Linked DNA regions of Homo sapiens: region 1 is linked to region 2. Evidence: chromatin loops called from intact Hi-C (ENCODE). Cell type or tissue: sigmoid colon. All regions are shown on one strand. Links, peaks and the distances in the headings refer to the core of each region. The heading gives the core; the rest is flanking DNA. Region 1 overlaps DCLK1 (doublecortin like kinase 1). Region 2 holds the start of LOC105370163 (a long non-coding RNA gene).

What was found. Hi-C counts contacts between places; a loop is a spot of excess contacts. Peaks named below come from ENCODE experiments on the same cell type or tissue, not always from the same donor. Only the 100,000 strongest peaks of a DNase experiment are listed, where the experiment ranks them.
Region 1: a loop joins it to region 2, with 5 times the contacts of the local background. A loop is called at or near these places in 3 of 110 quality-filtered maps.

What each region holds. Positions count from the first base shown.
Region 1 is chr13:35,928,801-35,946,123 of GRCh38, forward strand. All of the region lies in intron 4 of DCLK1 (doublecortin like kinase 1), which reads right to left. Among named protein-coding and RNA genes, the nearest start is that of DCLK1, 190 kb to the right of the region's middle. In sigmoid colon, for the core only: no CTCF peak of the experiment used is centred there; a DNase peak (open chromatin) is centred at 7,941.
Region 2 is chr13:35,851,737-35,864,117 of GRCh38, forward strand. DCLK1 (doublecortin like kinase 1) reads right to left here. Exons shown (of 17, transcript NM_001330071.2): 6 at 2,763-2,857. LOC105370163 (a long non-coding RNA gene) reads left to right here and starts at 6,329. Exons shown (of 3, transcript XR_941855.3): 1 at 6,329-6,410. RefSeq lists enhancers at 3,259-4,132, 3,589-4,788, 4,133-5,005, 5,740-6,279, 6,822-7,361. In sigmoid colon, for the core only: no CTCF peak of the experiment used is centred there; a DNase peak (open chromatin) is centred at 7,143.

The DNA of each region.
Region 1 (17,323 bases), core at 4,286-12,285, 79 kb after region 2:
TGAATTCATGTTAATTGTCTATAAGCCCTTGTGGGTAGTATATTGAGCTATGCTAATTTTCATATTTGGGAACCCCATAGCATATGGTGACATTTTATATCTCACTTGAGCAAGAAGCAGCTCACTTTTCTATACACTTTATTTTTTGAGACAGAGTCTCACTCTGTCACCCAGACTGGAGTGCAGTGGCATGATCTCAGCTCACTGCAAGCTCCGCCTCCCAGGTTCATGCCATTCTCCTGCCTCAGCCTCCCAAGTAGCTGGGACTACAGGCGCCCACCACCACGCCTGGCTAATTTCTTGTATTTTTAGTAGAGATGGGGTTTCACCATGTTAACCAGGATGGTCTTGATCTCCTGACCCCGTGATCCACCTGCCTCGGCCTCCCAAAGTTCTAAACACTTTTTAAAAAGCTTATACTAATCTTCTAACTTCTAATGGTATTCTCAGGAAAATTCTGTTGAAAGGCTGTCAAGTGTGAAACAAACAAATAAAAAAAGGTATGAAAACATAAATTTGGCTATGTTAACTTTAAAGTTGAGGGGCAAATCTATAAAAGCAGATTTTTCTTTCTCCAGAGCTAATAAATTCAAAAGCTTTATAACCTCGGTTCTCAATAGTTGGGCAGGGAGCTCTGTGGTCAGATTTGTGGGATGTCCCCACTGCCATATTGTTAGGCTGTCCTTTAGTGGACAAAAGGCAATCACTGGCTCAGTTGGCCCTGGAGTGCTTTCATAACTAAACATAGAGGCTGATTTTTATCTTTGAGCAAGATGATGCTAGTTTCATCCTGCTCTGCTGGCAAAGATTTGCCTTTCCTCATTCCCCTACTCTAAGCAAACATGTATGGATTCTTCTTGTCCATTTGCTGGCACTTCCTGACAGCACTGCCACTTTTCTTCAGCTGTGTCCTCTGATTATTTGACTAGGAGTGATATGAACTTAGAGAACCACACTTCCTTTCATATCTGTTTTAGGTCTTCAGGAAAAGTGAGACTCATGATTTCACAGTGATTCAGCCTATTGAAAAATGAAGATGTCACCCACACAATCATTTTTTTTCTTTTTTTTTTTTTTACTAAAAGCTTATCTATGTGTTTATTTTCCAGAGGTGTTAAGAGAGAAAAACTTAGCTTCAGGTAGTGAAGAGCCATAGAGTATCAGTATCTTATTATATTTTAGTCATTTAGAACACTTACAAAAATAAAAAGCTATAAAGACAGCCTATATACACATGTATCAAATTATTACCCAATTTTGAAGCTAGATTTTAAAATCACCTTCACATCACATATACTATTTTCCACAGGGATTTTCACTTCATCTGCTTTCCTGAAGTAGATATTTAACTTTCCAGAACATTTTTGTTTAAACCCTGAAGTAGATATTTAACTTTCCAGAACGTTTTTGTTTAAACCCAAGAATACTTGACATGCAGTAGGCTCTTAACTAGTACATGTTTGGTGTGGGAAAACAAATGGGCATATTTCAAATAGGAACAAAAACATAAGTTCCTATGCCCTGTGGACCCACACTGAAAGGAAAGTCCTGAAGTTCCCTCCTGTACTCAGGGGTATGTGTGGGTCAGTGTAAGGGACAAAACAATCTGTTGTCTTCCTCTGTAGGACTTGTTAAAAAGAAATTAATTGGATTAGCCAGGCATGGTGGTGCACACTGGTAGTCCCAGCTACTCAAGAGACTGAGGCAGAAGAATCGTTTGAACCCAGGAGAGGAGGTTGCAGTGAGCTGAGATCATGTCACTGCACTCCAGCCTGGGTGATAGAGCAAGACTCCATCTCAAACAAACAAACAAACAAAAACAAACAAAAACAAAAAAAACAAAGCAAAAACAAAAGAAATTAATTGGGACCCCATTAGACTGAGATGATTCCAGCATCTTGGCTTCCTACATAAGCAAGCTGAAATACAACTCAGTGTGAAAGGTAAAATGAAACTTAAGCATAACCCATCAGAAACTGCTAACCAATCTTTAACCAGGGACTTTCCACTAGAATAACCTAAATAAGGATACTGCTCCACTTCAATGAGTCAAACATTTTCTTTGCCTTGAGTCAATGTTCACCTTATAAAAGCCTCTTCTCATGTCACTCTGTTGGAGGCCAAAGAGCTTTTGGTTTGGTGCTGCCCAATTCATGAATTGCTGTCTGTTTAAATAAACTCTTTAACATTTTAATGTGTTTACGTTTATCTTTTAACTGTTTGTTAACCAGCTGCAGACAATCACCCAGACAAAGCTAGGCATTGAATCTGAGGCTCCCTTACGTTGTTTCCCACAAGGAAATGTGAGTGTTAGCATACCTTTTCATTTGTTTTCATTTTATCAGAGTTTCCAGGCAGCTATGCTGTTGGTCTTTGGCTAGGCAGGCCTCTAGCAGCGTAACTCAGTTGGGAAAAACAAGGGCCTGGAAATCAGACCTCTTTTCAACTCTCTGCTATTATTTATCCTCAAGCAGAATTTGGATGCTTAAAGTTCTTAAATGGCCAGAATTAATGACTAAAATTAATAAGATGCTATCTGGCATGAATACAATTAAAGCACTACAAGGAGGTTCAAATATTCAATTAAACAAGTAGAAGCTGGCTTGACATCACGTCAGAAAGCCCCAGAGAGTTCAGCTGGCCAAAAGCTAACCATGAGCCTGCATGGTTTGGCAATTGTTAAAAGAAACCTTAATCATGCTTAGGCTGTATTTGGACAAGTTTGTTGCCTCTATCAAATAAGTTTATATTCTCAATGCTCTTTGAAGCCCCCAAGGAATACTATGTTCTGTTCTAGGTGCCATTTTAGGGAGGATATTGCTGATCAATATCTAGTATTGGATATCAAGAGAAGTGCAACCAGGATAGTGGGGTAGTCTTAAAAGAAACAGCTGAGGAAACTTTGTCTGGAAAAGAAGCTTTTGGGAAGTACCAGGCTATAGTCCTCAGCATCTGATGATTGACAGATGGAGTAGATTCCTTCTGCATCTAATAATTCAGCTAATATTTCCTGAGCTGTTACTACATTCATGGTACCCTGATATGTACTGTGGGATATATGTTTTAATGATACACAGGACCAATCTCAAGGCACTTACAATAAAGTAAGATAAAGTACAAAGTGTCCAGGATCCTCAGTTTTAATTCCAACTCTGTTACCCACTGGGTATGTAACTGTGATGGTTAATTTTATGTGTCAAATTGAATGCGCCACAGGGTGCCCAGATTAAACATTATTTTGGGGTGTGTCTGTGAGGATGCTTCTGGGTGAAATTAGCATTAGAATCAGTGGACTCCATAAGGTAGACTACCCTCTCCAACGTAGGTAGGCCTCATCCAATCCACGAAAGCCTGAACAGAACAAAAGGTAGATGAAGGAGAAATTTACCTTTTTCCTTCTGTCTCACTGCTTGAGCTGGAACATCTGATTTCATCTTCTCCTGACCTTGGACTGGGACTTTCATCATTGGCTCCTCCAGGTCTCAGGTCCTTATTCTCAGACTGAACTGTAACACTGGCTTTCCTGGGTCACCAGCTTATAAACCACAGGTTGTGGGACTTCTCAGCCTCCATAATAACACAAGCCATTTCCTTATAAGTATATCTTTCGTCTATTTCTGTGTGTGTATGTGTATTAGTCCATGTTCACACTGTTGATAAAGATATACGTGAGACTGGGCAATTTACAAAAGAAAGAGGTTTAATTGGACTTTACAGTTCCACATGGCTGGGGAAGCCTCACAATCATGGCAGAAGGCAAGGAGGAGCAAGTAACGTCTTATATGGATGGCAGCAGGCAAAGAGAGAGTGAGGAAGATGCAAAAGTGGAAATCCCCAACAAAAGCATCAGATCTCATGCAACTTATTCACTACCATGAGAACAGTATGTGGGAAAACTCCCCCATGACTCAACTACCAACCAGCAGGTCCCTCCCACAACATGTAGGAATTATGGGAGTACAATTGAAGATGAGATTTGGGTGGGGACACAGGGCCAAACCCTATCTTTCTGCACTTGGCCCCTGCCAAATCTCATGTCCTCACATTTCAAAACCAATCATGCCTTCCCAACAGTCCCCCAAAGTCTTAACTCATTTCAGCCTTAACTCAAAAGTCCACAGTCCAAAGTCTCATCTGAGACAAGGCAAGTCCCTTCTACCTATGAGCCTGTAAAATCAAAAGTAAGTTAGTTACTTCCTAGATACAATGGGGGTACGGGCACTGGGTAAATACAACAATTCCAAATGGGAGAAATTGGCCAAAACAGAGGGGCAAGAGGGCCTATGCAAGTCCAAAATCCAGTGGGACAGTCAAATCTTAAAGCTCCAAAATGATCTCCTTTGACTTCATGTCTCACATCCAGGCCATGCTGATGCAAGAGGTGGGTTCCCATGGTTTTCGGCAGCTCTGGCCCTGTGGCTTTGCAAGGTACAGCTTCCCTCCCAGCTGCTTTCACAGACTGGCATTGAGTGTCTGCGGCTTTTCCAGGTGCATGGTGCAAGCTGTCGGCAGATCTACCACCATTCTGGGGCCTGGAGGACGGTGGCCCTCTTCTCACAGCTCCACTAAGCAGTGCCACAGTAAGGACTCTGTGTGAGGGCTCTGACCCCACATTTCCCTTCTGCATTGCCCTAGCAGAGGTTCTCCATGAGAGCCCTGCTCCTGCAGTAAACTTGTGCCTGGGCATCCAGGCATTTCCATACACCCTCTGACATCTCGGCAGAAGTTCCCAAACCCCAATTCTTGACTTATGTGCACCCGCAGGCTCAACACCATGTGGAAGCTGCCAAGACTTGGGGCTTGCACCATCTGAAGCCACAGCCTGAGCTCTACATTACCCCTTTTAGCCATGGCTAGAGTGGCTGGGACACAGGGCACCAAGTCCCTAGGCTGCACACAGCTCAGGGACCCTGGGCCCAGGCCACAAAACCCCTTTTTCCTCCTAGGCCTCCAGGCTTGTGATGGGAGGGGCTGCTGTAAAGACCTCTGACATGCCCTGGAGACATTTTCCCCATTGTCTTGGGAATGAAAATTTGGCTGCTCGTTACTTATGCAAATTTCTGCAGCTGGCTTGAATTTCTCCTCAGAAAATGATAGTTCCTTTTCTATCACATTGTCAAGCTGCAAATTTTTCAAACTTTTATGCTCTGTTTCCCTTTTAAGTGCTTTTAACAGCCCCTGAGTCACCTCTTGAATGCTTTGATGCTTAGAAATTTCTTCTGCCAGATACCCTAAATCATCTCTCTCAAGTTCAAAGCTCTGTAAATCTCTAGGTCAGGGGGAAAATGCTGTCAGTCTCTGCTAAAACATAACAAGATTACCTTTGCTCCAGTTCATAAAAAGTTCCTCATCTACATCTGAGACCACCTCAGCCTGGACGTTATTGTCCATATCGCTATCACCAAACTTTCCCACATTTTCCTGTCTTCTGAGCTCTCCAAACTGTTCCAACCTCTGCCTGTTACCCAATTTCAAAGCTGCTTCCACATTTTTGGGTATCTTCTTAGCAGCACCCCACTCTACTGGTACCAATTTACTGTATTAGTCTGTTTTCATGTGCTGATGAAGATATACCCGAGACTGGGCAATTTACAAAAGAAAGAGGTTTAATTGGACTTACAGTTCCACATCGCTGGGGAAGCCTCACAATCATGGCAGAAGGCAAGGAGGAGCAAGTAATGTCTTACATGGAAGGCAGCAGGCAAAGAGAGAGTGAAGAAGACGCAAAAGCAGAAACCCCTGGTAAAACCATCAGATCTTATGAGACTTATTCATTGCCATGAGAGCAGTATTGGGGAAACTGCACCCACGATTCAATTATCTCTCACTGGGTCCCTCCCACAACATGTGGGAATTATGGGAGTGCAATTCAAGATGAGATTTGGGTGGGGACACAGAACCAAACCATATCAGTATGTCTGTGTGTGTGTCTGTGTTTGTGTATCCTATTGGTTCTGTTTCTGTTGAGAATCCTGATTAATACAGCGACCTTGGGCAGTTTCTCAACTTCTCCTAACATCGCTTTCATTATTGTAAAGCAACACTGCAGAGGTTTCCTGATAATTAAACGTGATTATTATTCACAAGCTAGATGCATTTTAAAAAAAAATCCCAGAACACACAGCAGAATGAACAACAATGGTATAATAAAGAGCAAAGAGCTGGAAAAAGAATGAGAAATCAGTAACTGATTGAAACCAAGTAGATGGAGAAAGGCTTTACAAGGATGGTGATGTTTGACTTGAACCTCAAAGGACAAGATGGAGTTTGGTGGGTGAGGAAGGAGAAGAGGAAAAAGAGCATTCCACATGAATGAGGCAATATGAGCAAAAGCAGATATTTCAAAAATAAATAGCTTTTGGGAGACCAACAAATAATACTGTGGTTGGAGGGCAGAGGAGGAATAAAGGGTGAGAACAGCTAGAAAGATATAACCCAGTCAGACTACAACTGCCCTAGAATAGCATGCCAAGGAGTCTGTAGGCAGTGGAGGGCTAGGTAAGTCAATTCAGGAGGATTAATCGGGTTCAAACATGGTGTGGAGAGATGAAAAACTGCAACAAGGATGGAAAGTTCAAGCATCTTCATGAGTCTAAATGGGAGATGATGAGGAACTGACCTAAGATAATGGCAGTAGCATTGGAAAGGAGGGGGACAGATGGGCTATGGGGAGTAAAAGTGAGGGGTGAGTAAAAGACGACTCCATGTTTTGCAACCTTGGTGTTGAGAATGCTGATGCCATGAGCTCATCCAGGAAACACAGAACAAGAAATGAAGCTGACCAGGTAGATGATGAGTTCAGTTGTGGGATGTGTTGAATTTCAGGTGGCTGTGGAATAGTCATAGGGAAGTTCATAAGAGAAAGTTGGAAATGTGGTTCTGGAGCTCCTGAGAGGAGTCAGGGTTAGAGATGTATACCTCAAAGGGGGTACATTTAAAGATTAAGGATATATTGTCAAACAAAGACAAACTTGGATTTGACCTCTGCCTTTAATACTATCTGTGTGGCCTTGAACAAATTATTTATCATCTCCAAGCCTTAATTTCCTTAATTGTAAATTTGGGAAAATTATACATCCTTCAAAGGCTTTGCTTATTGCATACCATCTGGTTGCCATTTGTCACCATCACTGTCTACCAGAACCATCATTGCTAAAGCCATTAAAGTAGATGAACTTGGCTAGGAATAGAGAGTAATTAAGTTTAAAAACATGAATGAATCTTAGGGAACAATTATTAAGGGATATATGACAGAAAAGCAAACCTGAAAGGAGCTTAAGAGTATTCAAAGGGGGACAGGCAAAAGACCAAGACAGCAAGACACTATGAAGGGTCAAGGGGAGAGAATTTCAAGGAGGGAATCATCAAAAATGTCAAATGCTACCAAGAAGTCAAGAAGGATAAAGAAGAAAAGAAAAATATAGAACACTGAATATAGTGCTTTGAAGATTATCCTTGCTTAGTGGAACTACTACATATGTTAGGCATAGAAGCCAGTTGCAAATGCAATAGGATTGAAAATGAACATTTCACCCAGACTCCAAGGAGATGTGTATCAGATACCAAAGTGAATTGTGAGACAGATCCTATTCCAGAAATGTCAAAGCAGATATAAACAGTTCTAGACCTTAGTCTTCTTACTCACTTTGAGGACATAAAAGGCTTAAGTTACTAGACAGAAAGCAGATCTATGAGAAGGATTCTTTAAGAGAGAGCCTTGCTGTGAATTCCATCATTCCAAAAGAGGGGCGATGCTCCCCTTCACCTCAATAGGGGTTTCACTGGAAGATTGTAAGTGCTTGATCAGTGTCCTCTGTGGACAGAGGCAAATAACAGACTGGTATTTATGTGTTTGACTTTCACCCGAGAGCCTCTGGCAGAAAACTGAAGGAGGCTTGGCTGTACTGGATGGCCTGTTGTTGGAGGTAAAGGTTGCATGAGTGTTCTGATGGATTTGAGGGCACAAGGTGGCGTGGAACTAATTTAAATTCTTCCCAAGAGGAGCATCTGAGGCCAATAGGGAGGGCTTTGGAAAACAGGGACTGAGAGAGACTCAGCCAAAGCTGGAAGAAACTGAATCAACCACATTAATAAAGAAGAGCAGAATGTTCCCAGTGAGAGTCCCTGAAGAACCCATTAAAACATCCAAAAGAAAAGTTAGCTTTTTTTTTTTTTTTTTTTTTTTTTGAGACGGAGTCTCTCTCTGTTGCCCAGGCTGGAATGCAGTGGCGCGATCTCCACTCACTGTAAGCTCTGCCTCCCAGGTTCACGCCATTCTCCTGCCTCAGCCTCCCAAGTAGCTGGGACTACAGGCACCCGCCACCATGTCCGGCTATTTTTTTTTTTGTATTTTTAGTAGATACGGGGTTTCATTGTGCTGGCCAGAATGGTCTCGATCTCCTGACCTCATGATCCGCCCGCCTCAGCCTCCCAAAGTGCTGGGATTGCAGGCGTGAGCCACCGCACCCGGTCCCAGAAAGTTAGCTTTAAAATCACAGTTCTTGGCCGAGAGAGTTTGAAGCCACCCTATAACAGAATAGTCAAGGAAGGACTTTCCACCTCTCCTTTCTCATCATCCTGCCCCACCCACCTCATCCCCATTCCAATCTTGGAGGGATCAAAACAGCGGGGAGGAGGGAGTGAGCAGGAGAGAAGTCATCAACCCTCCCCTTGTCCTGCAGAGTAGGGGACTCACCACATGCTACATTGGGATCTAGCTAGGTGTGGAAATGGAACTCCCATTTTGAATGACTATTATGTAGGACTAGATATGATGATGGCAATTTTTATCTAGAAGAGTCCACAGACTTTTTTACTATCTTAGGAGGGACCAGAAAAATCTTGGGATTGCTGAGGTGCCATCCAGTGCCAAGAAAGGAACTTCCAGCCTTACATAAACCTCAAAGGATGGGGGAAGACAATTTTTCTAAAAAAACTGATAAAACCCCATAATTCTTGTGTGTTCCATGTACCAGTTACCCAATGGTATAACAAATGATCAGGTTGAAGAAGTGGAGGCTTCAAGGACAGTCATTATTTATTATTATTTTTTAGCAATTTGGCAGAGAAAGAAAGGCAATGTGGTTTGGTGAGATGACAGAGATGACTGGAGGCTCTTTTAGGATAGGAGGAACCTGGGCCTGGCTGTGGGCTGAAAGAAGAGAGACTATAGATAGGGTAAAACAAAAAATCCACGAAACAGTAGGAACAGAACACTGACGAGGCAAGGTCACAAAGAGAAAGAGAAGACAAAGACAAGGGACTATCATTGATTTTTAGAAAAGAAAGGAGACTTCATTTTTTGGAAAGTTGAGGAAAACAGGAGAGAAGATGAGGAAAGATATACGTCATTTTGGTCTAGAAGGAAAAGAAATAACGGAGTTTACAGTGAGTGACTTTGACCATAGGGAAGGGGTAGGAGGGAAGCTCCCCTTAGAATGAGGGCAGTGGGTGGTATTTGTTACTCTGGAGACCAGAACTAGGAGGACTATGTGCAAGCTGGGGAGACATTAATTTGGGCTCAATAACTTGTCAAAAATGAGCACTAGGCCAGGTGCAGTGGCTCACACCTGTAATCCCAGCACTTTGGGAGGCCAAAGCGGGTGGATCACGAGGTCAGGAGATGGAGACCATCCTGGCTAACACGGTGAAACCCCATCTCTACTAAAAATTCAAAAAATTAACCAGGCATGATGGCACGTGCCTGTAGTCCCAGCTACTCGGGAGGCTGAGGCAGGAGAATCACTTGAACCCGGGAGGCAGAGGTTTCAGTGAGCCAAGATCGCGCCACTGCACTCCAGCCTTGGTGACAGAGTGAGACTCTGTCTCAAAAAAAAAAAGCCCTAGCGGACAGTGGAATTGGCCTTTTTCTAAATTTACACCCCATCATCAACAAAGGGTTCCAGTTGGGGATGGAGAAGCAACTGTTGGATGCTGTGGAGAGGGTTTCTGCATCAAAGGGGAGGGGAAGCTGATGACCTCCAAGACCTTTAGTGTCCAGGATTCACCTATAATTCTATATTTTGTAGGGTTTTCCACATCAAAAATTCATGTCACTGTTACTGAATACAATAAAAAGGAAGGCCTGTGAGGACCGGAAGAGAAAATGTAAAGAAAAGATTGCAGATGTTATACAATGCCTTGATTTTCTAAGTAGAAAATTATCTATTTGTAGCGAAGGAACTAGCTGGAGCTTGAGTTAGAGTCTGTCTCCAAGGTGCAGTACTCTATATGTATCCATAGTTTGGCTGTTGATTAAATTGGAACTATCACTATGTTCCGGGACATTTCATATTTATGCATGAGCTAAAAGGTAGCTATGATCGGGAACGTCTCCAGAAACCCTTGTGGCCTTTCCACTGCTTGGAGGCAAATGGGAACTAGCTGACGAGAGCAAAGCACGTTAGCCAATGTGCCCTGTATTCGGAACACAAAACAGACAAAAGCTCCCAAACCCTCTATTTCAGACATCAGGCTGAATTCTACAAATCAATGCAATCGGGAATGATCATACCAGATTTTATATCCTTTTCTCATAAGACAATGAAGAGCCACAAAAACTTAGAATTATTCAACAAGATAGCTATATTAGTTTTTCAGTTGTTTGGCTTTTGTTTATTTGTTTTTTGAGACAAAGTCTCGCTCTTTTGCCCAGGCAGGAGTGGCGCAATCTCTGCTCACTGCAGCCTCAACCTCTGGGGCTCAAGCGATCCTCCCACCTCAGCCTGCCAAGTAGCTGGAACTACAGGTGTGCTCCACCATGCCCAGTTAATTTTTTGTAGAGATGGGGTTTCACCATGTTGCCCAGGTTGGTCTTAAACTCCTGTGCTCAAGTGATCCACCTGCCTCAGCTCCCAAACTGTTGGGATCACAGGCATGAGCCACCATGCCCGGCCCTATACTGTTTCTTTAAAATAAAAACTGTATATTCCTAGAATTAACATCTATTGAAACGATAAAATATGCCAGCACCAACACATACCATCCATCTCAAAGAAATCTGCCCACAGATGCAATGTAAACAGGCCTTATAATCCAATTAAAATTTAGATTTACAAAGAGTTGTCTGTCTATTGCAAATCACTAGTCATTTTACCACAGTATGTTTCGTAAGAGATAAAAGCCACTAGAATAATATGCAATATTTAATATTCTGGGTCAAAGTTCAGCACCTAAGATCCCCTGACATCTTTACACATAAACAATATTAAACGTCTGTATGGATAGCCTGGCCAACAGGGCAATAACCCGTCTCTACTAAAAATATAAAAACTAGCCGGGCATGGTGGCATGTGCCTGTAGTCCCAGCTACTCGGGAGGATGAGGCAGGAGAATCGCTTGAACCTGGGAGGTGGAGGTTGCAGTGAGCCGAGATCACGCCACTGCACTCCAGCCTGGGTGACACAGCAAGAGTCTGTCTCAAAAAAAAAAAAAATAAGTTAGTATGAAGGGTCACATCTCCAGCCTGGGTGACACAGCAAGAGTCCGTCTCAAAAAAAAAAAAAAATAAGTTAGTATGAAGGGTCACATCTGACCTAAGTGTTACTGTCTGCAGGTACTTGAGCTTAGCACACTGCCTGGTACATAGTAAGTTAGCTTATTGAATAAATGACTGCATGAGTGAAAGAATGGATGGATTTTGTTAGCAGTAGCTCAAAAACTAGTTTGTGAGGAGGTGTGGTCTTTGTCCTGACTGTGAGCATCTTCCAGTGTTTCCATTAACCTTCTGGTTTCCTAGCATCACCAGCCTCAGGACAAAGCAGCAGGGCCATCAGGTCTCTTTAACCCAAATCAACATGGGCACGGAGAGAGGGAAGCATTTACCAAGGGCTGGGACTCCTGAACACTGTCACTTTTAGAAGTCTGATTGGTTCTTCTACAGGTGGTTTAGTTTAATCTTCTAGAGATTCCCTCCAGAGAAGAGTGGATATCTTCAAAGGAGCCTTAATTCCCTCTCACCTCCACCACAGCAACAAAAGTTAAGAGTGGAAGAAAGCAGTAGTAATCGCTTTCTGGTTCCAAAGAGCACCAAAAGCAGATCTTGATGTCATCTGCCTCCAATTAAGCCCCACAAATGAAGCTACATGGCTGAGTCCAGCTGCAATCCACTAGGAGGTATATTTCAGCTGAGGTGTCATTCCCCAGCATCGTTCACTGGGTAATAAGGAACACAGTTTCGAATGTGCTTTGACATTTATTGTCTCATTTGAGGTCCGTTACAACACAGGAAAAAAATGTGTTTCAGGGAATAGGAAGCAGGCTTGGAGATGTAGAGACCACACAGAAAGTAGGACATAGAGCCTGGATGAGACTGTGTCTTCTCAACACAATCCCACTATTCCAATACTGTTCCTACTATTCCATTAGGTTGGTGCAAAAGTAATCACTTTTTTTTGCCATTACTTTTAATGGCAGAAGCCGTGATTACTTTTGCAGCAACCTAATAGGTTCTAGCCCTATTTTCTTATCACCCAGAATTAGGGAAAGTGATCAGAACCCCATGGTGAATGGTACCTGATACAGCTTCTGTCTTATTTGGGACATGAGTCCCAGGAAAATGGTTAGAATAGAATATTTCTAGAAATATTTACCAAGCAGATCTTGGGTACCCAACACCATGGTGATCCATAAGAGAAGCTGAGGAAATGTCCATTCTAGAATCACATACCCAGGAAGAACAACACTGGACTACAGGCACGTCTGTCTGGTGCAGGGAGAAGCAGAACTGGTATTTCCTGGAGATCGGGCACTACACATGCACACACGTGCACAGGCACACATACACGTGCACGGGCATACACACACGCACACACACACGCACACGCACGCTGCGTCTCAAAAGTCTTCCTGCAGTTTTGAGCTTTAATGACTTCAGAATTATAAACACAGCAAACATACAAAAATCTGAAAGCTTGTTTACATTTCTTCTACAGTTACTTAGTTTTATGAATATTAAATAACACATTTTTAAATTTTAATGTTTTGTTTCAGTTCATATTTACCATCTTCAATCAGAGGGGCAAAAACATTTTCCAGTATAAAAATATGATACCCCTACAATCCACACACAAATGACCCATATCACATAACATCTCATACTAAGCCTGCAGTCAAGTAAAAGTAAATTTCACACGTGCTGCTGTGAAAACGACATTGCTCCTAAGTAAGCTTGCAAGGCTGGCTTTTTTCTTTCTATCTTTCTTTCACACCCTAGAGCTCTTCTTTTTGTTTATATGAATTAAAGTTTATCTTGTTAGATACAATCCACCCTGTTAGAACCTTTTCGGATCCTCATTCTACCTTTGACCACATCAGCTCTCCTCCCTGATGGTTCGAATCCACACGGCTTTAATGTTTTCTAAAGGACATTTTTTTTTTGTTTTTTGAGACGGAGTCTTGATCTGTTGCCTAGGCTGGAGTGCAGTGGTGTGATCTTGGCTCACTGCAACCTCCGCCTCCCGGGTTCAAGTGATTCTCCTGCCTCAGCCTCCCGAGTAGCTGGGACTACAGGTGCATGCCACCACACCCAGCTAATTTTTTGTATTTTTAGTAGAGATGGGGTTTCACTGTGTTAGCCAGGATGGTCTTGATCTCCTGACTTCGTGATTCTTCTGACCTCGTGATCCACCCGCCTTGGCCTCCCAAAGTGCTGGGATTACAGGCATGAGCCACTGCGCCTGGCCTCAAAAGGACACTTCTAACTATGCTAAACCATATCAAGTCCAAAGCAGAACCTTGTGGTGTGAAACCTGTTCACTCTCAGCAAACAAACACAATCCCTTCCTTCAGGGGCCTGATGGGACAATCCTAATAGAGATCTCCTCCGGCACATTTGACATCAGCCTATAAATCAGTACCTTTTGGACAGAGAAGATAAATCAATTAAAAATACAGCCACCTATACCATTTACTATATATTTTCATCTTAGTCCAAGGGACTTCAAGAGGGGCTCTGTCAAATGCACTGTTGAAATTCTCAGACTGTCTGACAGCATTCCTCTGATCCATGAGGTGAGAAACCCTAAGTGTGAAGGGTCAGATGAGGGGCAGCCACAGCTCTGTTGTTGATGTATTCTACTAACAAATATAATGCTATAACGGTAAGTATCTAAGGACAGATCCAAACAAATAAATAAACATTAGTTTACTTGTAATCCAAGTTCAAATAAAATTTGAACAGCTCCCACCAATGTCTTTTTTAGGTTGAATTTTGTTCCCCAAAAAGATATGTTCCAGTCCGAATCCTGGTACCTTTGAATGAATCTTATTTGGAGATAGAGTCTTTGTAGATGTCACCAAACTAAGATGAGGTCATACTGAATGTGAGTGGGTCCTAATCCAATAACTGGTGTCCTTATGAGAAGAGGGAAATTCTACTGACATACAGGGGAGAAGGTTACATGAAGATGGAGGTGGAGATTGGAGTGATGATGCTGCCACAAGCCAAGGATTGCTGGCAGCCATCAGAAACTTGGAAGAGATGAGGACGGATTCTTCCCTAGAGCCTTCAGAGGGAGCACAGCCCTGCCAGTACCTTGATTTTGGACTTCTTGCCTTCAGAACTGTGAGCCAACACATTTCTGTTGTTTTAAGTCACCCAGTTTGTGGTACTTTGTTATAGCAGCCCTAGGAAATTCATTCAGCATCTAAGCAAAACAATAGACATTGAAGGTAACGCCTATTAACATCAGAATCAAGAGCAGTTAGGAACTAGTTGATAAAAAAACAGAATAATCTGAGAAAAGATGAAAGAGAGGATGACAGGTATCTGGACTCCCGAGCACGCAGCAGGCCTGGCCAAGGTGAGGCTCCGGATGGCAGTGGAATGAATGGGTGAAGGAACAAGCCAAGCAGAGTGGGGGTACTGGCTTTGAGGCCAGCAGGTTGGACAAGAATTGATATCCAGCATCAGGCTCATCCCCAAGGAGTTCACTGTCCCTCCCAAGCATGGGGTGATCCTTTCTCAACAAAACCCTATCACTTTTAAATGGCTACGGATTACAAATTCGTCCATTTGTCATCAACATAGAAGCAAAACCATGTTGAGCTTCCTGTCTCCAATGTGACATTTTCCCTGCCTCTGTTTCATCATTCTAAATTAGACAGCAAGGGAAGGATCTGCTGGCCTCTCTGCTTGTCTCTATCTATAGTGCACTAGCCACCATCTCCAAGGTGCTAAGATTCTACTGACTGATGACGATATCGCTAAAATGGTTACATTCTGAACTAGAACAAGGAAGGTGTTATTTTCCGAATGTGCAAACTTAGGGGAGGAAGGAGTCTCCCTGGCAGTTTCCGATATTAATCTGGCTCCAATGTGGCCCCATGAAATACTCATCTACAATGGCAAATCTTCTCCAAGGATGGACCTTAAGAGACATCCTTAGGAGATTTCCTAGCAGTAATTAGAGGGATGTATTATTGCTAAATCCTGAACTCACTGGGAGCCAGGTTAATTTGGAAAGTTAAAATAAAAGTGCCGCCTTGTGGCAAAAGGCCACTTCTTGGCACCTTAAATGAAGCACAGCCCTGCGCAGGGCAAGAGTAGTAATTCTGAAGATGTCTGTACCCACCGCTGACACCCCTTTAAGGAAGCTACTATGGAAAAGGCCAAATGAAGCATCGATGTGCAAATACCACTTAGCAAGTACAGATAAGCTGGGCTAAATCATGCTCGGAGCACTTAAAAAAAGATTCAAATGTTAATACATTAGCGCTAGAACATGCTGTACAAGCAACAGGAAAATTGCAGTTGTCAATGTGTGAATTTAGTCTTGGGGTAAGTTCATCCAAGGAAGTAAAATCTCAATTTAGATCGTTTTTCTATTTGAGCCCCTTTCCTTCCATATCCATGTGTTTCTTTTGGAATGGGGGAGGACATCGTTACTCAGCAAATGTATTTCACACCAAGAAAGGGTTAGGGTATTATTCATCCAGGGAAGGGATGTGAAGTTCTCAGCTAAGTAGTTTGAAGTGGTCCTTCAGAAGGCCAAACCACAAAAGATGGAGAAGGTGTCCTGGGGTGTGTGTGTGTGTGTTTGCATGTGAGCCCTTGTGTGCATATCTCCGTATATAATCTGTGTGCATTCTTTTTTATTCTTTTATTTATTTATTTATTTGAGACAGAGTTTTGCTCTTGTTACCCAGGCTGGAGTGCAATGGTGCGATCTCGGTTCACCGCAACCTCCGCCTCCCAGGCTCAACCATTCTCCTGCCTAAGCCTCCTGAGTAGCTGGGATTACAGGCATGCACCACCATGCCTGGCTAATTTTGTATTTTTAGTAGAGACGGGGTTTCTCCATGTTGGTCAGGCTGGTCTCGAACTCCCAACCTCAGGTGATCTGCCCGCCTTGGCCTCCCAAAGTCCTGGGTTTACAGGCGTGAGCCACTGCACCCAGCCTGTGGGCATTGAGAAATAATTCTAAGGGGGAAATAGCAAGAGGAAAGGGGCAGTGCACCTACTCTATTATGGAATTTCTGGCATTTTCCTGTTGTACTTCTCAGAAAGTCTACCTGCTGGTCATAGCAGGTGCACAGGAGTAGCTGCGGCATCCTGGGTGGAGAGCGCATTGGCTGTTGCGGAGGGGAAGCCCAGCTGTGTGAGCTCACCCAGCCTGGCCAGCAGGGAGAAGGGGCCCCAAGTCCATCTGGGGCCTAGATAGAGACCCCAGAGTTTGGAAGCTGTGGCCAACTCTGCTTGCTGGTTTGAAAAAGACATGTATTCCAGGTCGAGTTTGACAGGCTGTTTTCTATATCAAAGCAACAAACAGACTTTCATTTCAGAATGCATCTGGTCTGCCAAACCATTCTATCACAAGCAGCTATTTTCTTTAAATGGAAAGTTAGGGCAGTTTATTTTTCTCAAAACCGTGCTGTCAACTCTTCTGTCTGACTCTTGACTTTCACCTGTTCTACACAATGGCAAAGCTGTTCTTAAAATGGTGGCGTGGGGGGGACCTTCCCTGAGGACACTATACTTGTGATATATTTACAAAAATCTGTGCCTCAAAGGGCACGTAGGTCAGAAATAAAGATGGAATGTATTTGAGTCAACTTATTTAGAGAAAAAGGGATGCCAAACCACTTGTCTAGTTATGGTCCTTGAACCAAAATAAATCTCTTCACATGACACATCTATTTATATTCTTATTGGGCATCTGAAGTTTTCATGAGAAAGGGGCAATTTTAAAAATTCTTATCCCTCCCTACACACTCTAAGTCATTTTTTTGGGGGACAGGGTCTTGCTCTATCGCCCAGACCAAGTACAGTGGCACAATCAGGGCTCACTGCACCCTTGACTTCCCTGGGCTTAGATGATCTGTC
Region 2 (12,381 bases), core at 2,673-10,672:
ATGCTTATGAAGAGAAATGTCTGGCATGCAGGTTTTCATTGTATAAGAGTATTCCAAAATGTCAAAAGAGGTAACATAAAAATGTGATTTTAACAGAAGAAAGAAAGCTGATCAAATTTTGTAATTAATATAAGTAAAAACTAGATTTTCCTATTTGTAAAGAAACCAGTCAAATGTCTCAACCTTCCTTTTGAGAAAACAGCTCATGTTCCTGTATTTTAAAATGGGGGCAAGGCGCGCGTGTGTGCATGTGTGTGTATGTGTGTGTGTGTGTGTGTGTGTGTGTGTGTTGGGGTGGGGGCAGTCAACTCATTTTCTTGGCCATGTTGCTAGGCAACACAGAAGGAAAAAATAGAAGTAGCTACTGTTTTCCAATCTGCAGTAAAAAGAGTTAATTTATTCTTTGAAGTGTCTTCTTTTAGCACATGCCATCTTTCACTTATTTCAGTATTTCCTGCATAGGAGTATAGCCAATCATTTGAGAAGACCATTAACCAAATTTGAAACAGGATCAGTTTTTAGGGATCTTCTAGGCCCATTTTAACTGGGAGGGATTATTTGATGCAGTTGCCTATATGCCAAGATGAAAGCTCCTCTGGCTAAAGCATCTGGGAATGCCTTCATGCACTGACACAGCACATGGATGGGGAGGTTCATTTATGGCCTAAATTCAAAAGCTTGGAAATGGAACCATCTTAGAATATACCCAGTGCCCTGCCTCACAACATGTGCTCAATAAATGTTTTCAGATGGTATAAACCCTTTGTCCTCCTAAAACAAATGGGATTGTTTTTTTCTCTCAAGTATGGTGTTTGCACTGATCGTTTAAATGGTAAAATGAAGAATCTATAAGAAAGCCATATCTTATAATCATTCCCCAAGTGCTGGAAATGTTAATTATATAAGCCAATAGCCACAGAGCTGAATGGAAATTTTCTGCCTCAGTTGGACAAAATCATACTGAAGTGGAAATACAGAAAGCAGAAGAAGCGAATTCTAGCCCCATTCTGCCAAGAAAGGGACATCTGAGCACAGCTTTACATCCCTAAGCTGGAGGTCTCCTCAATAAATAAGCAAGGAGAGGAGCTCCCATTTGCAGCGGGAATTCCCAATCACTCTTAATGTCAACAACTAAGCATAAACGACACCAATAAATCTTTAATCTGAGTTTAATTAGCTCAAAGAATAAAGACAGATTTCTATGCTAGGTGTACTCTCCAAAGCATACACTCTAAGAGACAGAATGTTCTCAGAAAGAGGGCCCTTCCTGCTCTGTATCCAATGGCGGTCCCTATAGATTGACGCCTCACTGGGTGATGTTCACAAGAAAAGAATGACCGACCAGCTCTTCCTTCACTCAAGGACAGGCCTTTAGGAGAGTAAATAAATTTGGCCAATTCTTGGAGTTGTTCACAAATGATTCCAACACCTTAAAATTCCAAATTAGACTGTGGCCAAGAAGAAACCATAGTGAAAACACTCAAATGGAGGTAGAATGGAATTATTGGGCTTTCTATCTGGAAAGAGGCTCCTTGTTTTGTTTTGTGTTTCCAATGGAGACCCAGAAAAGATAATAGGCTTATCTAAGATACCACGGCCATTTAGTGGACAAGCTGGCGTCAAATCCCAGGCTTCATCAAACGCTCAAAACAAGTTCCACCTGATGCCAGGTGAATCAGTGAAGAAAGATAACCAAACTTGATATTTGGTGCAACAGGCTCCAAAGGAGATGGGAACCAACTGAATCTCCCCGCCCCGCACTCTTAGACGTCTGGCAGCCTAAAGACACAACCTGTGCAGAAATCTTGAAGAGAGGGCCTTCCATCCTGGATGACACGTAATTTTGTGGAACTCAGAAGTTTTGTTTTAAAACACATAATAAAAGAAACTAAACTCAAGAATCTTGTGTTTGAGTGCAGTAGACTGCAAGGAGTTCTCGCTTATTAAAGTGTTCAGTGAGCACCATCATGAAACCTCCTAGGAGCGTACATTCCCCCCACCTTGCGTCTGAAATCAGGACCATAAAGGGCCTTCCGTTTTTGGCATTGTACCTCCCCCTTTGCCCCCTTCCCACTACTTTTATTTTTGCCTTGGTATTACTGGAAAAGACAAACAGTACAGGTTGTGACAGGATAAGAACAGTAGTCTCTCCATCCTGAAAGAAGCACTAACCCTCACCCTCTTCCTTAGGGTGGAGAAGCTAACAGTTTCCAGTAACTTTTTCACTGTGGTCTCCAAGCTCAGCCAAATTCTCCATAAATGCAAGTAGTGATGAAAAGGTGCTCAATGTGGGTTTCATCCACAAAAGCACGTGTCATAGGTTCCCATCCCCTACCTCATGGACCCTCTGCTGCTCTGGGGCCCCATCCATACCATAAGCAATTTTCCACCAGGGCCCTCCCCTCCATTCACAGCACTTCTTCTTTCCCTTAATGGTGATATCTAATCAAACTCATCACAACTAAGAAGGCTTACAAACTAGTGCTAATAAAGCCTGTGCATTCAGAACAGAAAGAGGAGAGTATGTAAAAGTGAAGTAGCAAAGGTGCATTCTTCTCAGAGTTAAGATTTGGACAAGGTTACAGAGAAGCTAAAAGCCCTGAGTTCTAGCTAAACCAAAGCAATAAGCAACCCCTCATTGGTCACCTCCTGTTCTAGCTTAGATATCGCCTAGAGACGAGCAGCACGATTTGCTGGCACCTGTACCTGTCTGCACCAAGGCTGAGACAGGTCTGAAACAAGCAGCTTGCTTATTTCCTTACCCTCTGCTTCCGCAGGCTTCCTGGGCTGGTGGGTGATGGGCTTGGCGACTTGCCTGAGCGCGGAGTAGAGAGCTGACTACCAGGGGTTCCATTAACTAGAAATACAAAGAATCACACACAGAGAAAAATGGCACGTTAAATAATTTTCATGACAAATCATCTTCTGCAAGAAATAAACAATTATATAGAGAGCCATCTACTAGAACTCTAGACACCCTTCCATATGTACACTGAGGAACAGCTTTGGGGAAGTAACCTTCAGAGAGTCACAGTTTTGTAAATCCTGTGTTTCATAGAGCAGCAGGTTACAGAATTATTTTTTAAGATGTACCTTTCACAACTTTCCTGATGAATGTATTAATGATGTCTTTAACTGTGCCAGCAGGGACTTTAGGAATGTATGGTCCTGAGACATTTTCAATGAGATTAATCCTTAACTCTTCAGTTTAGCTACCTAGTACTACCCAGCAGGAATAAATATAAGCACAGATCACCAGTGACATTCCAGTGACCTGATAAATAGATCACTGTATTTGTATAATTAATAACTCACTTCTAGAAAAATGTCCTGCATCCACCTGTGTCTTGTCCATCCCCCTAGGCTGATTGTGATGGACCTGCCTTGAACAGGACAGTCATTGGCCACAGACGCTGAGAAACTCCTCACAGTTTCTCTTTGCTGCCTTTGAAAAGAAAAACTGCTAACAAGTTCAAATCACTGGAATTCTACCCAGTTCTCAAGAGTTTTATGCACATTTTCACTAAACTGAACTAAAGCCACAGAACTCAAGTAAGCCATTCTTTTCTCTAAGTAACATCATCTCTAACAACAGATGAAACACTTAAAGACATGGTTTTATAAAGATGTATCAGGTCACCTCTATTTTACCTGTAAAAATGGCATTACAGCCCCACAGTCAGTGAAGTAGAATTAACCAGGAGACACATAGATTCTTGAGGGTGCAAAATAAATGCTTTCCACAAGGGAGAGCAGCAATGCATTTCACTTACCTTCTATGAGTTCTAACATGGACACAGTCTTAGTGTTGGACCTGAATACCAACGGCGGAATCCCGTCTCAGCACTAAGCCAAGCACCCGCGGAAATGGGAATCGGTTGGATGAGTTTAAGGATGGCTAAGGCTGCTCCCAGAGCAGGCTGAATGAGATGCAGGATTCATCAGCAGATGCCTTTTCTGCGTAAAGCTGACGTCTCCCAAGCAGCAGTGGGAGGTGCAGGTTCTGTCTTAGGCTACATCAAAGGTGTCAATTAAGCCTCTTGCCAACAGCAACCCCCATCCCGACACCACTCCCTTCCGGAAGCCCCAGTGCTGTCAGTACTTTGCACTGAATCATAATGAAGTGGCCCTGGGGGCAAGAGATCCAGTGACTCATCTGAAAATCGAAATGACAATAACTCTTCTAAAGCCTGGTGACTACCAGGTAATCAGGAAACCCTCACACAATTCAGTGGCAAGGTAGGATGTTTATTGATTTTTCGCACTTGATGTTTTCCCAAAAACTTACAACCCTGGAAAGTGGGAAGCTCCTTGTTTTGTCATCTCCTCCAAAGACCTTAAAAAATGTCACATACCCCATGCTGCATTAATTTGTAGTTTTGCTTTTGAAATGTATTTGGCAACTCCTAAAAATAGAAACCTAAAAAGCTATGAATTTTTGTTTGTTTGTTTGCAGAGAGAGTGAACTGGAAAGCTGAGAATGCTTTAATTTGCTTGCATGCCACCATCCTGTCTTTGCTGAGTGAACTTCACGCTCGGACCTCATCACATTAGACTTCCTCAGCCAGTAGCCTCTAAGGAAGGGGCTCAGAAATAGAAAAGGATTAAAGACAAGGGCAGAAGCAGAGCCTATAACTAGTAAGAAAGGGATGCCTTACTGGTTGGCTGGAGAACACATTTTGTGAATATAATATTTTCTTTACCCACCCGCATTCTACTGCACATCTTTATGTCATACGTAAAGGCTACATAGATTGGAGGGAAAAAATGAGCAAATAGGGAAGCAAACACAGTGTTAACACTTTTCACTTTGAGACTCTGATCTTATCCAGCTAATGGAAAATGAAGAAAAAGAGACAAAGGGCTCACAAGAAAACAGTCTCAGGAATACCTTGCTTTAAAAAGCAAAACAAAACAATAAAAGCCTGTAAGTATTTAGTAAGTATCCATTGTATGTGTATTTTTAAGGCATTTTTTGAAAGACATTTATTTTTATTGAAGGCATTTTTATGCACCAGTCAATGCACTTAGACCTTTTATATATGAACATATATGCATCTGTGTGCATCAGTATGTATATATATTACATCATTTAACTCACAGAATAACTCTATAAGATTGGCAGCATCATTTCCACCCATTTTACAGGTGAGGAAATTGAGGCTTACAGATGATGAGTCATTTCACAAGCAAATATGGAGCAGAGCCTAAAATCTAACCTAGGCAGTTCAAAACCTGCAGTCTTACTACTACCTTGCCTTACTGTGCCAGCCCTTTAACCTACAGGTAAACCAGAGAACTAAGCTAGAATTACAATAAAGTATTTTGAGAGGGGAAGTGAGGCAGGATAGTTAGTCAAGGAAGTGACCATGTTCTCGGGATGCAGCATTGGTGGTGACCTCACAGCCAACACAATAAGCCTTGGCATTCACATCATAAATGAGCTCATTTAAGCAAAGCTATCTTCAGGAGGGACTGTCCCTTCTCTAGGGCATGTGCATTTTGATTTTAATTGTCATCAAACTGACCCTTTGCTCATTTATAGTAAAAAACACACCCCTGGGTGGAGATTTAAGATGCTAATGAGACATGTGATATATGAACACAAACATACAGCTACAGTGCATGTGCACCCAGAGGACCACCCAGAACATGCTTACTAGCAACACCTCTTCCCAACTCCTTATGAATTATCATGTAAGACTCCCACAAAGGGGGTTTCTCTAGCAATAATCAACACTGCCTCACCCTTGCAAGCAGCCCACCCTGAACTCTCTCTCTCAGGGTATACTGTCTATTCTGCATCTAACTTTCAAAATACTCTTTTCCTTTTGCAGTGAATGACTCTCTGCCGCATCTCCTTTGCTGTGTGTCTTTTGTTTAAATTCTTTTAAACTAAGAAGACAAGAACCGAGGTATCACAACAGCCATTAACAGAAGTATTGGGTGTTGCAATTGGAATCCTAATAACCAACAGTGAGAGTTGGCCTACGCCCTTCACAGAGGGCAGTGGATACAGAAGTTAGCCTGGTGAAGCAAGGGGGGCACAATGAAGGAAAAGTGTCCTCAGCCCAGGGATCTCCTGTTTCAGGGCTGGATACGAGAAAGGAGGCCAGTGTGGTACACTGAAGAGACTTAAATAACTAAGTAAAGCAAGTATGTGGGGTTGGAGGCGGAGGAATGTCAGGAATGAGATGGAGGCAGGGGCCGCATAGTGAGTAGTGCTTTAAAATTCATGTTAGGGAGTTTGGTTTTTATCCAAAGGGCAATGAGAAGAAAAACAAAAACAAAAACAAAGATTTTAAGCAGGCGCCACAGGATCAGGCTTGCATTTGAAAATGCTCTCCAGCTCTTGCCCTGTCAAGAATGGATTAGAGGGAAACAATACTGGGTGCAAGGAGAATGTCAAGGTAGGAGAGAGTGGGGCACATTTAAGGGTCCTATGGTAGAGATGCTGACGTGGCTGATCTAGGGTAGTGTCATGGGGTGGAGGTAAACGGAAACGTTCCAGAGAAATGTAAGAGGTAAAAACTATAGAACCTGGTAATTGATTGGCTGTAGAAGATTAAGGCCAAAAGGGAGCATGTTTGCAAGGACAGAGAGTTTGGACACTTTGAACGGAAGCACCTTAGGTAACATCAGTTCTGCCATGTAAGTTGGTGCAATGTTTTCTGTTTTAGATGAAGAAACATGTTTAGTCAGGTAACTTGTCCAAAGACAAACAGCTGGAAGATGGCAGAGTTAAAGCTGGATTTCATTTAGGTCTTACTCAAAAAACTTTGCACTTTTCCCATGAGTGGCTGGTCCTGGCACCTCAGGGCATGTCCAGAACCCTCCTAGCATCTGCAGGGCTGAGGATGCCTAGGCTTCTCTCTCTACCACCGGGACACTCGGATCTGCCTCCTTTAGGCAAGGTTATTGCAATGGTAATTGTGGTTTTTGCCATTAAAAGTAAAGCAAAAACTGCAATTACTTTTGCACCAACCTAATAAAACCACTGGGCTCAGTGCTTCTATTTGCATCGCCATCTCTAGAAAAATGAAACTCAAGTGCCAGACAAGTCATTTACAATCAAATGCTTTTGGAACACAACTTGTCTGAACATTGGGAACAGCATGTACTCTTAGGGTCAGAGCTCTGTTCAGACTCTTCCTCTTGGCCATACAGAAGAGCATTAGCAACTTCTTAAAATGGTTCTTGACATCCAGAAAGCATTACACACCTTCTTGTTGAATCACTGCTGGGATAAATAATTTTCTTTCATAAATAAGTTTGACACATGTACTGAGTACACTTGGTTTTTACTCTGTAATGCCAGAAGTTTCTAAGTGCCATAACAAGGCTTTGTGACTTATTTAATAGAACTTATTAAAATTCAACTTAAAATGGCATTATTTTTTCAGAGGCCCTTATTACACAATTCTTTATCTTGAATGGGAACAATTAAACTAACACGGTTGTTGTTAAACAGCCAAGCAGGGCTGAACAATTAATTATTTCAATCTGAATCCACTAAACTCTGAATTAGTAAAGAACTCATTAGAACCGCTGCCTTTACCCAGTTCTGGTCTCCTTTGCTTTTATCTGTATAGGTACATTTTCTTATTTTAAAAAATAGGAAATGTCATCCTTTGCTGTGCTTGTTACCCTTGAATGAGAAGTGCTCAACTTCAAAATGGATCATTCACTGATACCATGATGACCAATTAACATCACTGGCCACCAAAGAGCTGTGGAAGAAATCTCACTGCAGAGCTGACTTCTATCCCTCCCGACGGTACATGACCCTCCTTTATTTCGACTCAGCTGTCACCTAAGCCTGTCAGGGATCCAACAGCATATACCGGTCACAGCGCATTGTTGAATAATACTCCTCAGGAAGTGTGCAGATCCACCTTTTCCTTCATCATTTCAGACAGGTGAACCAACTCTTCTTCACTAACTGGAGCCACGAGTCCAGGGCCCTAGATATCAACCTATCAGCACACGTAGTGTACACTTAGTACATGCTAGATTCTTATTGCTCCCTGTCCCCAAGATGCTTATGATTAAACATCAAAGTTACTTTAAAAAATCTAGAATTTGGAAATACTTGGCTTAATTTACAAATTCATTGCCCTTTTAAATGACTTTCCACGCATATGTAGGTTAACACTTCTTTTTGCAGTCGCGTTCCTAAAAGTCTCAGACACCAAGTGAAAGCTGAATGTTAGTAAGTGTCTCAAATTGGTTCTGAAGTTAGAGAAATCTCCAAGCGAGACTATCTAATTAAAAGATGTGCAACTTTTTGGACGTGAAATCCACCTTACTGTTTCCCTGTCTTCTTTTAGCACTTAAGGAGGCTCATTTATTTCTGGTGCTGCACTTGTCAAGATTTGGGGAGAGAATGTGTTTGCATATATGTGTGTGTCCTTGGGTTTGGGGGTGGCGATTCAGGCACGCTGCCAGGGAGATCTGGCTTCCTGCCTTAGACTCTCCTTTACTCCCTAATCATGGTGTAGGCTGTTCATTCCCTAAAATCTCTTTCTCAGCTTTTGTTCCTTGCTTGCCACATTATTGAGAAGGAAAAAAAATGCAGGGGGTGGGGGGTGCATAGGGAATCAGTTGAGACCAAGAGAAAAGAGACAACTACCTAACAGAGGGAAGAAGACGTACTTTTTCCCTAATTTTAGCTTCTTGGGTGCTCACCTCATAGGTGAGGTGGAGCTCTGATTTTCTCCATGTCTGTTTCCTCTTCTTGAACTGAGACAATGGGTCCAATTCAAAGAAACCATCTACTGAGAATAATGGGAAGGAGGGGCCCCAGGAACAGAGGAGAGGGAGACAGGGACACAGCTCTGTGAATTAATTTTTTAAATAAATACTTACAAAGGCTCCAAACCTCAGGAAATTTAGGCAACAGCTCCTAGTGTTTCTCAATTCATTCATGTGGTCAACATTTACCCAGTAGTTACCATGAACTCACAGTCACTGTAGAATGCACAAAGAACCCCTGCTCTCAGACTTTACAACTGAGCAAGGTGGTGCAACGTGTCATCTGTGAATCAGCTGCTGCAGTACTGCAGGGCTGGGGAAGACCCTGGACAGCGAGGTGATCCGGGAAAGTGGCAGAGGTCTGCAGGGCCAAATTGGGTGAGTGGGCTTTAGACAGCTGAAGAGACAGAGGAAGACATTCTAGCTAGGCCAAGTGAGAGGAATAAAGGGATGAGGTGGAAAAGCCCAAGCTGGGGACAATTTAAATTTGTTTCTAGGATGGAGCATGGGTCCAGAGAAGAAATGGGGGACATGAGTGGAAAGGAAGATGTCCTTCACTTGAGAACAAGTTCAGACTTTATTTGGCACACAACAGGTGATGGCAGCAGGTTGGACATTGGTGCCCAGGGCAGATGTAAGATAAAGTGGGAGGACACCAGCCAGCAATGGCATCACCATAGGGAGAATGGTGACCCACTGAGTGTGGACAGGGTGGAGAGAAAAGAGTTGGTGATGATTTGGGGTACAAGAAAAAAAATTTAATTAAACAATAAAAAAAGACCAACTAGAGTCCTGTGATGTAAAATTAGGAAATTTTTGGATCTGATCCCTATCAGCTGGGATCCAAGAACAGGCTATGGTCATGATAGGGGAATTGGGGACCACAAGCACCAAGGGTCAGGGTGGATGAGGGTCCTGGGGTTGATCCCTACCAACCAATCGCTGCAGGACAGCTCCCGCTAGAGTAAAGCCTGGAGCCAGCCTGGGAAAGGACCCACGGTGACCACCAAAAATCACACTCCCAGACCAGGTCCCCCTGCCATCTGGTATTGCCCATTCCTTCATAGGCCACAGTGGTGTCCTCACTGCTGAATCCTACGATCCCCATTCAGTTCTCATGCTACCTGACATCTCAACATCAAGCATTTCTGCCCCGTCCTTCATCTCAAAACTTTCTGCCCCTTTGACTTCTGTCCCTGTACTCTTACTGTTCTTCCCTGCTTCTGCTGATTGCTCTTAGAAATGCAGACTTCTGGCCAGGCACAGTGGCTCACGCCTGAAATCCCAGCACTTTGGGAGGCCGAGGCAGGTAGATCACGAGGTCAGAAGATCGAGACCACCCTGGATAACATAGTGAAACCCCGTCTCTACTAAAAAAAAAAAATACAAAAAATTAGCCAGGCGTGGTGGCGGGCACCTGTAGTCCCAGCTACTCGAAGGCTGAGGCGGGAGAATGGCATGAACCCAGGAGGCGGAGCTAGCAGTGAGCGGAGATTGCGCCCACCGCACTCCAGCCTGGGTGACAGAGCGAGACTCCGTCTCAAAAAAAAAAAAAAAAAAAAAAAAGAAATGCAGACTTCCCTCCCCCATGCATGGTTCCATTTTCATCTTTACAAATCTCTTGTTGAGGCAGCGGGGAGGTACCTTATGTTTCTATTATTCAAATCACTACAATATACCAGGGTCTCCCAAATATATATTGTTAGCGCAGATCTCCTGACTTAGAACAGTTATTTATTTCCAATTGCTTACAGACATTTCCAAATCGCCTCACACTCCACATGTCTAAAACGAAACTCATTCCTTACCTCTCCTCATCCAACAAACCTGCTTCCTATCTCTGATCCCTCTCTCTTCTTCTAGCCTCACATCCAGTTAAATTTCTGGTTTCATTTCCCTTTGAGGTCTCCCCCAGCTCTTTCGGTTCTGTCTTGACAATTTCATTCCAGGATGACTACAATGGCCTCATAGAGCCTTCCTGGCCCTTGGCCTTTCATGTGTAGCAATTTTTTCCACCGCCATGCCACTGTTTCCAAAACTCAACTGCGATCTTTCATGGCACTGTGAAAAATCCCCTTTCACTTCATAATACCTACAATCTACAGCACAAACATACTTCCACGACCCTGTGCAATTTGACCACAACCAACGGGGCTACCACCATCTTTCCAACTCTTTCTTAGAATTCTATCCTGCATTTTTATTGAACAAGCAACTATTCCCTAACTATGCCATATAGTTTAATGTCTTTGTGCCTTAGCTCACACTGGGAGGGAATGTCCTCCTGGCCCTTTTTTACATCCAAATTTATAAATCCTTTTCTCTTGGAAGAGCTTTCTGACCCTATTAATGAGATCTAACCTGTTTCCTCTAGGTCATCACAGCACTTATTACACTATTATAGTTACATGCATACAGTCAAGTACCACAAAACAATGTTTTGGTCAACAAGGGACCATATATCCGATGGTGGTCCCACAAGATTACAATTCTGTATTTTCACTGCACCTTTTCTATGTTTACACCTGTTGAGATGTGCAAATGCTTATCATTGCTTACAATTGCTAGGATATTCAGTACAATAACATACTGTATAGGTTTATAGCCTAGGAGCAATAGGCCATACCACATAGCCATGTGTGTAGCAGGCTATACCATCTAGGTTTGTGTATGTACACTCTAGGATGTTCACACAATGGCAAAATTGCCTAATAACACATTTCTTGGAACACATCCCCATCATCAAGCAACACATGGCTGTATATGTTTCTCTCCCTACTATAATATAAGCAACTTGAAGGCAAGGACTGTGGTTTAATCATCTTTGCACCCTTGGGACCTAATGCATGTCTGGAACACAGTAGATACTCAGGAAATATTTAATTAACCTGGGGCATTAACTGTGAGAAATTTATACAAGCAGTTGATGTAGGTTGCTGCCCCCAAGTAGACAGTAAGTCAAGATAATGGTTAAAGGCTTTGAAGAGTATCTTTGGAGGTTCTGCTGGGGTGAACACTAGGAAGAATTGGTGGGTGCAGAGAAAGGAGAAATGGAAGGAGGGATGAGCCTTACATGCAGCCAGAAATTCCAAAGACACAAGGGATGAATCACCAACCTCTCGATTTTCTTGATGCATTTTGTTCTCAACAATTTCCTTGGAGCTCCAAAGCAAAAAAGATTCTCCATAGACTGTATAAGGCTGAATTCTCTACACTAAAGGAAAAGACTGAACTCAAAATTAATAGCTGGCAATCTGCCTTTGAAGGTGTTTGATATAAATCAAAAGAATTTGACAAACTGGACTAGTAGTGAGCTGATTAGAATTCTCTTCACTTCCTCAGCTTTGATTCTTATCTGCATATGTTGCATAAAATATTTTTATAGAACTGTAAAAAAGTAAAATTTAAATAGCATGAATAAAAAGACTTCAGGATTTCTGGAGTAACATAGAAGTAAGTTTTAAGGCTGGGTGTTCAGAATGGTGCTTCGTCATGGTAGATGCTCATTAACTGAGCCATTTGGGTTTTCCTTCTTTCAAATGTTTGCCCTTGCATCTCCAGCACCCAACGTTGCCGGTCCACTATAGATTCTCAATGCATACTGAATGAATGAATGGTTGTTGCCAT